2 separate regions of the Homo sapiens genome follow, and region 1 is linked to region 2. A link is a contact called in ENCODE Hi-C or POLR2A ChIA-PET data. All regions are on one chromosome and are shown on one strand. The core of a region is the stretch at or near the end of the contact, and the rest is flanking DNA. Distances in the headings are between cores, read along the strand shown.

What was found. Hi-C counts contacts between places; a loop is a spot of excess contacts on that map. ChIA-PET counts read pairs that join two places held with the same protein, here RNA polymerase II (POLR2A). Pooled maps may share reads with other maps.
Region 1: a map of PC-9 shows a loop between it and region 2 (5-fold over the local background). The contact joins two enhancer-like sites. A Hi-C loop is called at or near these places in 2 of 168 maps with a recorded cell type or tissue (PC-9 and heart left ventricle) and 2 of 50 pooled maps. POLR2A ChIA-PET finds 5 or more read pairs at or near these places in 1 of 52 experiments (Panc1).

What each region holds. Positions count from the first base shown.
Region 1 is chr16:19,808,137-19,810,836 of GRCh38, reverse strand. All of the region lies in intron 7 of IQCK (IQ motif containing K), which reads right to left. Among named protein-coding and RNA genes, the nearest start is that of IQCK-AS1, 43 kb to the right of the region's middle. Within about 2 kb of position 1,441, at least 14 of the 41 ENCODE cell types and tissues checked have a DNase peak (open chromatin) inside an H3K27ac peak, as active enhancers do.
Region 2 is chr16:19,600,197-19,602,896 of GRCh38, reverse strand. VPS35L (VPS35 endosomal protein sorting factor like) reads right to left here. Exons shown (of 31, transcript NM_020314.7): 9 at 1,174-1,233. Among named protein-coding and RNA genes, the nearest start is that of VPS35L, 46 kb to the right of the region's middle. Within about 2 kb of position 1,341, at least 2 of the 41 ENCODE cell types and tissues checked have a DNase peak (open chromatin) inside an H3K27ac peak, as active enhancers do.

The DNA.
Region 1 (2,700 bases), core at 192-2,691, 210 kb before region 2:
GCCATCCCCATTTTCTTTCTTTTTTTTTTTTTTGCTGGAGTCTTGCTCTGTCACCCAGGCTGAAGTGCAGTGGCACGATCTTGGCTCACTACAACTTCCGCCTCCCAGGTTCAAGTGATTCTCCTGCCTCAGCCTTCTGAGTAGCTGGGATTACAGGCGCCCACCACTGTGCCTAGCTTTTTGTATTTTTAGTAGAGGGTTTCGCCATGTTGGCCAGGCTAGTCTCAAACTCCTGACCTCAGGTGATCCGCCCGCCTTGGCCTCCCAAAGTGCTGGGATTACAGGTGTGAACCACCATACCTGGCTACCATCTCTATTTTCTTTTTCTTTTTTTTTTTTTGAGACGGAGTCTCACTCTGTCACCCAGGCTGGAGTGCAGTGGCACGATCTCGGCTCACTGCAAGCTCCACCTCCTGGGTTGACACCATTCTCCTGCCTCAGCCTCCTGAGTAGCTGGGACTACAGGCACCCGCCACCACACCCGGCTAATTTTTTGTATTTTTTAGTATAGACAGGGTTTCACCGTGTTAGCCAGGATGGTCTCAATCTCCTGACCTCGTGATCCGCCCGCCTCGGCCTCCCAAAGTGCTGGGATTACAGGCATGAGCCACCGCGCCTGGCCGAACATCCCTATTTTCAAAGAGGAAACCGAGTCAAGGAGAGGTAGAATAACTTGCCTAAACTTGTGCATACTGTAGCCAGCACTTGAACCTACATGGCCTAACTCTAAAGTAGCAGTTCTTAGCTTGGCTGCCCACTGGACTCTCTTGGGGGTGCTCTAAAAAAAACCCACTGAAGGCTGAGTCGTACCACCACAGCTTCTGATTTAACTGCTGGCTTCAGGATTGTTATCGCCGCCCTGGTGTTTCTAATGTACAGTCAAGGTTGAGCACCACTGCCCTCACGTGTGGACACTTAACTCCTCTGCCAGCTCTCAAAGTCGGATCCGTAGACTGGCAGCATCTGCATCACCTGAGAACTTGTTTGAAACACAAGTTCTCAGGCCCCACTCCACTCCTACTGACTCCAGTTTTCTGGGGGTGGGGCCCATCGGCTGTGTGTTAACAGGCCCTCTGGATAATTATGATGTGGGCTAAAGTCGGAGAACCGCTGCACTGTGCCCCATTGAATCACATCTTCCTGGGTCCCTATCCCCTTGAAAACATTGTCGTGCTTCTCATTGAATGAGGGAGTCTATCACCTCTCTCTTGAATCTAGGCAAGGCTCATGACTGGCTTTGACAGATAGACAGTAACTGAAGTGCTGTGTTGTGCAACTTCCAGAAGGCTTGAAGTTTTTGTTTTTGTCCCCTGGATTGTATCTGCTACAATTTAAGGAAGCTGATGTGGTTTACTGGAGGATGAGAAGCCACATGGAGGAGAACTGTGGTGCCCCAGCCAGCAGCCAGCACCACCTGCCAGACATGTGAGGCCAGCTTGGACATTCCAGCCCAGCCAGGTCACCAGCTGAATGTAGCTACATGATCGAGTCTAGGTGAGACCAGTAGAGGAACTACCCAGCTAACACACGTCATGAAAAACAATCAACTGCTGTGGTTTTAAGTCACTAAATATTAGAGTGGTTTGTTACTCAGCAGAAGGGACTAGATTGCAGCTGCGCAATTTACCCTTAAACTTTGCCCTGGAGGGAAACTGGTTAGCCCTTAAAAGAAAAGGATGTGGCTGGGTGTGGTGGCTTACGCCTGTAATCCCAGCACTGTGGGAGGCTGAGGCAGGTGGATCACCTGAGGTCAGGAGTTCGAGACCAGCCTGACCAACATGGTGAAACCCCGTCTCTACTAAATACAGAAAATTAGCTGGCCGTGGTGGCGCATGCCTGTAATCCAGGCTACTTGGGAGGCTGAGGCAAGAGAATCACTTAAACCCAGGAGGCAGAGGTTGCAGAGAGCCAAGATTGCGCCATTGCACTCCAGCCTGGACAACAAGAGTGAAAACTCTGTCTAAAAAAAATGACCCTAGGAAAGTTGGAGATTTGGCTGGTGCTAACCCCAGGCAGGGTACTAGGTGGCTCACATGCAGGCCTGGCTTCATGGGCACTGCCCTGTGCAACTGCACAGGACTCATGCTTACAAGGGCCTCACACTTATTTTATGCTCTGCTGACACTATCTAGAAATTCTTAATCACTTTGAACAAGGAGCCCCGCATTTTCATTTTCCTCTGGGCCCTGCAAATTAATATATAACCAGTCCTGCTAATATACAGGTTTCTCATTTACTCCACACAACCACCCTAGGAACTAGAATTCCTTATTATTATCAGCCTCACGTACAGATAAGGAAAATGAGGCTCTGAGAAGTGAAATACTCATACAAGGTCACATGGCAAGAGAGGCAGGGTGGCACTCAGGCTTCTCAAATCCCTGAGCCCTGGAGCCAGTTCACTGCAGTGAACCCTGTGTGAACCACTGAGTGAAACCTGGAGTGTGGTTTATCAGTTTTCGTCACATACTGGGGGTACATTGTGACTGAGCAAATAAAAAGGGAGTTTTGCTGATAGCCTGGCAAGTTGGCAAGACATTTTCTGGGCATATTAAGGAAAATACACTTGCAGCTCTAACCCAGAGTATGTTTAAACAACTACAGGAGCAGGCAGGGGGAAGGGAAGGGCCTGACCTGAGAAGTCAGGCCCGAAGCAGCCCAAATCCACTATTTATAGTGCTGTGGCCTATTTTGGCCTGC
Region 2 (2,700 bases), core at 92-2,591:
CACGGTTGCTCATGCCTATAATCCCAGCACTTTGGGAGGCCGAGGCGGATGAATCACTTGAGGTCAGGAGTTTGAGACCAGCCTGGCCAACATGGTACAAACCCTGTCTCTACTAAAAATACAAAAATTAGCCAGGTGTGGTGGCAGGCACCAGTAGTCCCAGCTACTGAGGAGGGTGAAGCAGGAGAATCGCTTGAATCCGGGAGGCGAAGGCTGCAGCGAGCCAAGATTGTGCCACTGCCCTGCAGCCTGGGTGACAGAGCAAGAGTCCATCTCAAAAAAATTAAATAAAGATAAATTGATCGATTGATGGACAGATAGGAAGCAGAAGGAGAGAGAAAAGGAGAGGGTGGGAGAGGAGGAGGGAGAGGAAGAGAGAGGAGGAGAGAGAGGGAGGAATAAAGGAAAGAGGAAAGAAGGAAGAATATAGGTCAGGTTATAGGTTACTGTCACAAACACTTTCTATTCACCTCCTGGGAAGCCCCACTGCAGGAGCGGAGGGAAGTGGAGCGGCAATGGAGCAAGCTGGTTGCTCTAGCTTGGACGGATGAGAACGTTTCCTCATAGCAGTGCTCGGAAGTTAAAAAGAGGAATAAAGGCAAAGGATGCTGCAGCTGAGAGTCCTGCATTGCCAGACACATCATTCTTACCATTTATACGACAAAAGAAATTCATCATCCACTTGTCCCATTATAACCTCCTGGGAATTTAAACTTGATTGACAGTCAATTTAATGCAAAATCATTTGGGTATAGATTGTGAATTCAAAGCATCAATTACTATTGATCTATTTGACATCATTCTTTAATATGCATAAAGTCGTTTTTGATTTTTTTTTCCAAGCAAGTTGCTTCTTAGGAGGGAACGATACATAGGAAAAATATTAAAGTCAAGCAGCAGAGGAAAATATGTTCGTGTGAAAGTTTGGCTGAATCTAACTGTGAGGCCTTTGCAGATTCAAATGACTTGCCTGAGTTCCTACACGGGCCATTTAGAAACCTTCTAATGTTTTTAGAAGACTGAGGTGATCAGAAATCTTCAAAGGTGTTTCTTTTACTTTAACACACCCAAAATTAAAACCTTTATCAAGCTTCAATGAATCCTGACTCAATAAAAGCCTTCTAGTCCTGACTCCAGGGCAGAATGACACCCCAGGAACAGCTGCGACATTACCTGGTAAGACGCTGCGGCTATCCACACACATGGAAAAGATGCGCTCGTACACGAGCTTTCCTGGGAGGAAAAGGACAGATGGTGTTAGTATCACACTCTTCAGGAGCAAACAGTAAATAAATGTTTGTTAATTAGGGACCCAGAGCTATCATCGCCCAGACAGGCTTTAACTTGTGATGGTATGCTGCCACCTGGTGGGACAGATTTTAAGCCACATTTTTTTTGTTTTGTTTTTAGTTTTTCCAGTAGACTTTTACTTTCTTTGAAAGGCAGAAAAGTGATCGTTTTACCCTTTGGAATCTAAAGGAGTCTCAAGTATCTCCATCCACTCAGACGATGGTCCACACTCCATGCTAGGCCAGAGGTGAAAACAGGCAGCCCACGGGCTGAATCCAGCCTGTGACCAGTTGTGCATGGCCACTCCACAACACACAACAGCCCACAAAGTGTTTTAACATTTTTTGAATTGGTTACCAACACGTAAAAACTGGAAGAGGCTGGGCATAGTGGCTCACACCTGTAATCCTAGCACTTTGGGAAGCCGAGGCAGGAAGACTGCTTGAGCCCAGGAGTTCAAGAGCAGCCTGGGCAACACTGTGAGACAGGGTATGTACAAAAAATTTAAAAATTAGCCAGGCATGGCAGTGCACGCCTGTAGTTTCAGCTACTTGGGAGGCTGAGGTGGGAGGATTGCTTGAGCCCAGGAGTTCAAGGCTGCGGTGAGCCATGATCACCCACTGCCCTCCAGCCTGGGTGAGAGAGCAAGACCCTGTCTCAAACACAAAAACTAAAACAAACTCTACAACTTGGGAGAACTCACATGCCATATTTTCTCCTTCTTCACATAAAATATGTCAAAAATGTGGCGATATCTCTATAGGATAACACAGCTAGAGCAAATTAGTAGCTGCCCCTTGAAATGGCATATACACTAACCAGTTTGCCAGTCTCAACCACCCCCTACTGTCTCTCATCATCAGCGTGCTTTTCACTCTTTTATGTGACCTGCCTGGTCCCTAGAAGCCTCAGAATTTGAGATTCAACTAGAATGCAAGCTCCACAAAGGCAGAGATTTGTGCTTGTTTTGTTCACTGACATATTCCTAGTACTGATCAGTGCCTGGCACACAGGGGGTACTCAATATTTGTTGGATGGATGAACATACTAGAGGTTTTGTAGGTCATGGGTCACTTTCCTGACGACTCATCTTTGCCACTGTAGCATAAAAGTGGCCACAATGTGCAAACAAATTGATGTGGCTGCGTTCCAATAAAACTCTACACAACAGGTAGGCAGCCTGGACCCCTAAACTGGTATCAAAAGTTTTATTTATTCTGTGCATGTATTTTCAAAATGTTATCAATATGTGGAAGTAAAAAATTAGAGTCCTTATTCATTTTCTAAGCTCTCCTAAGTCACCTTCAATGTGAAAGTATTTCCCTCTATGAGATTTTTTTTTTTTTTTCATAACCCTTTATTCAGGGCAATAAAGAACAACACAGCTTGTCCATACATGGAAAAAGAGAC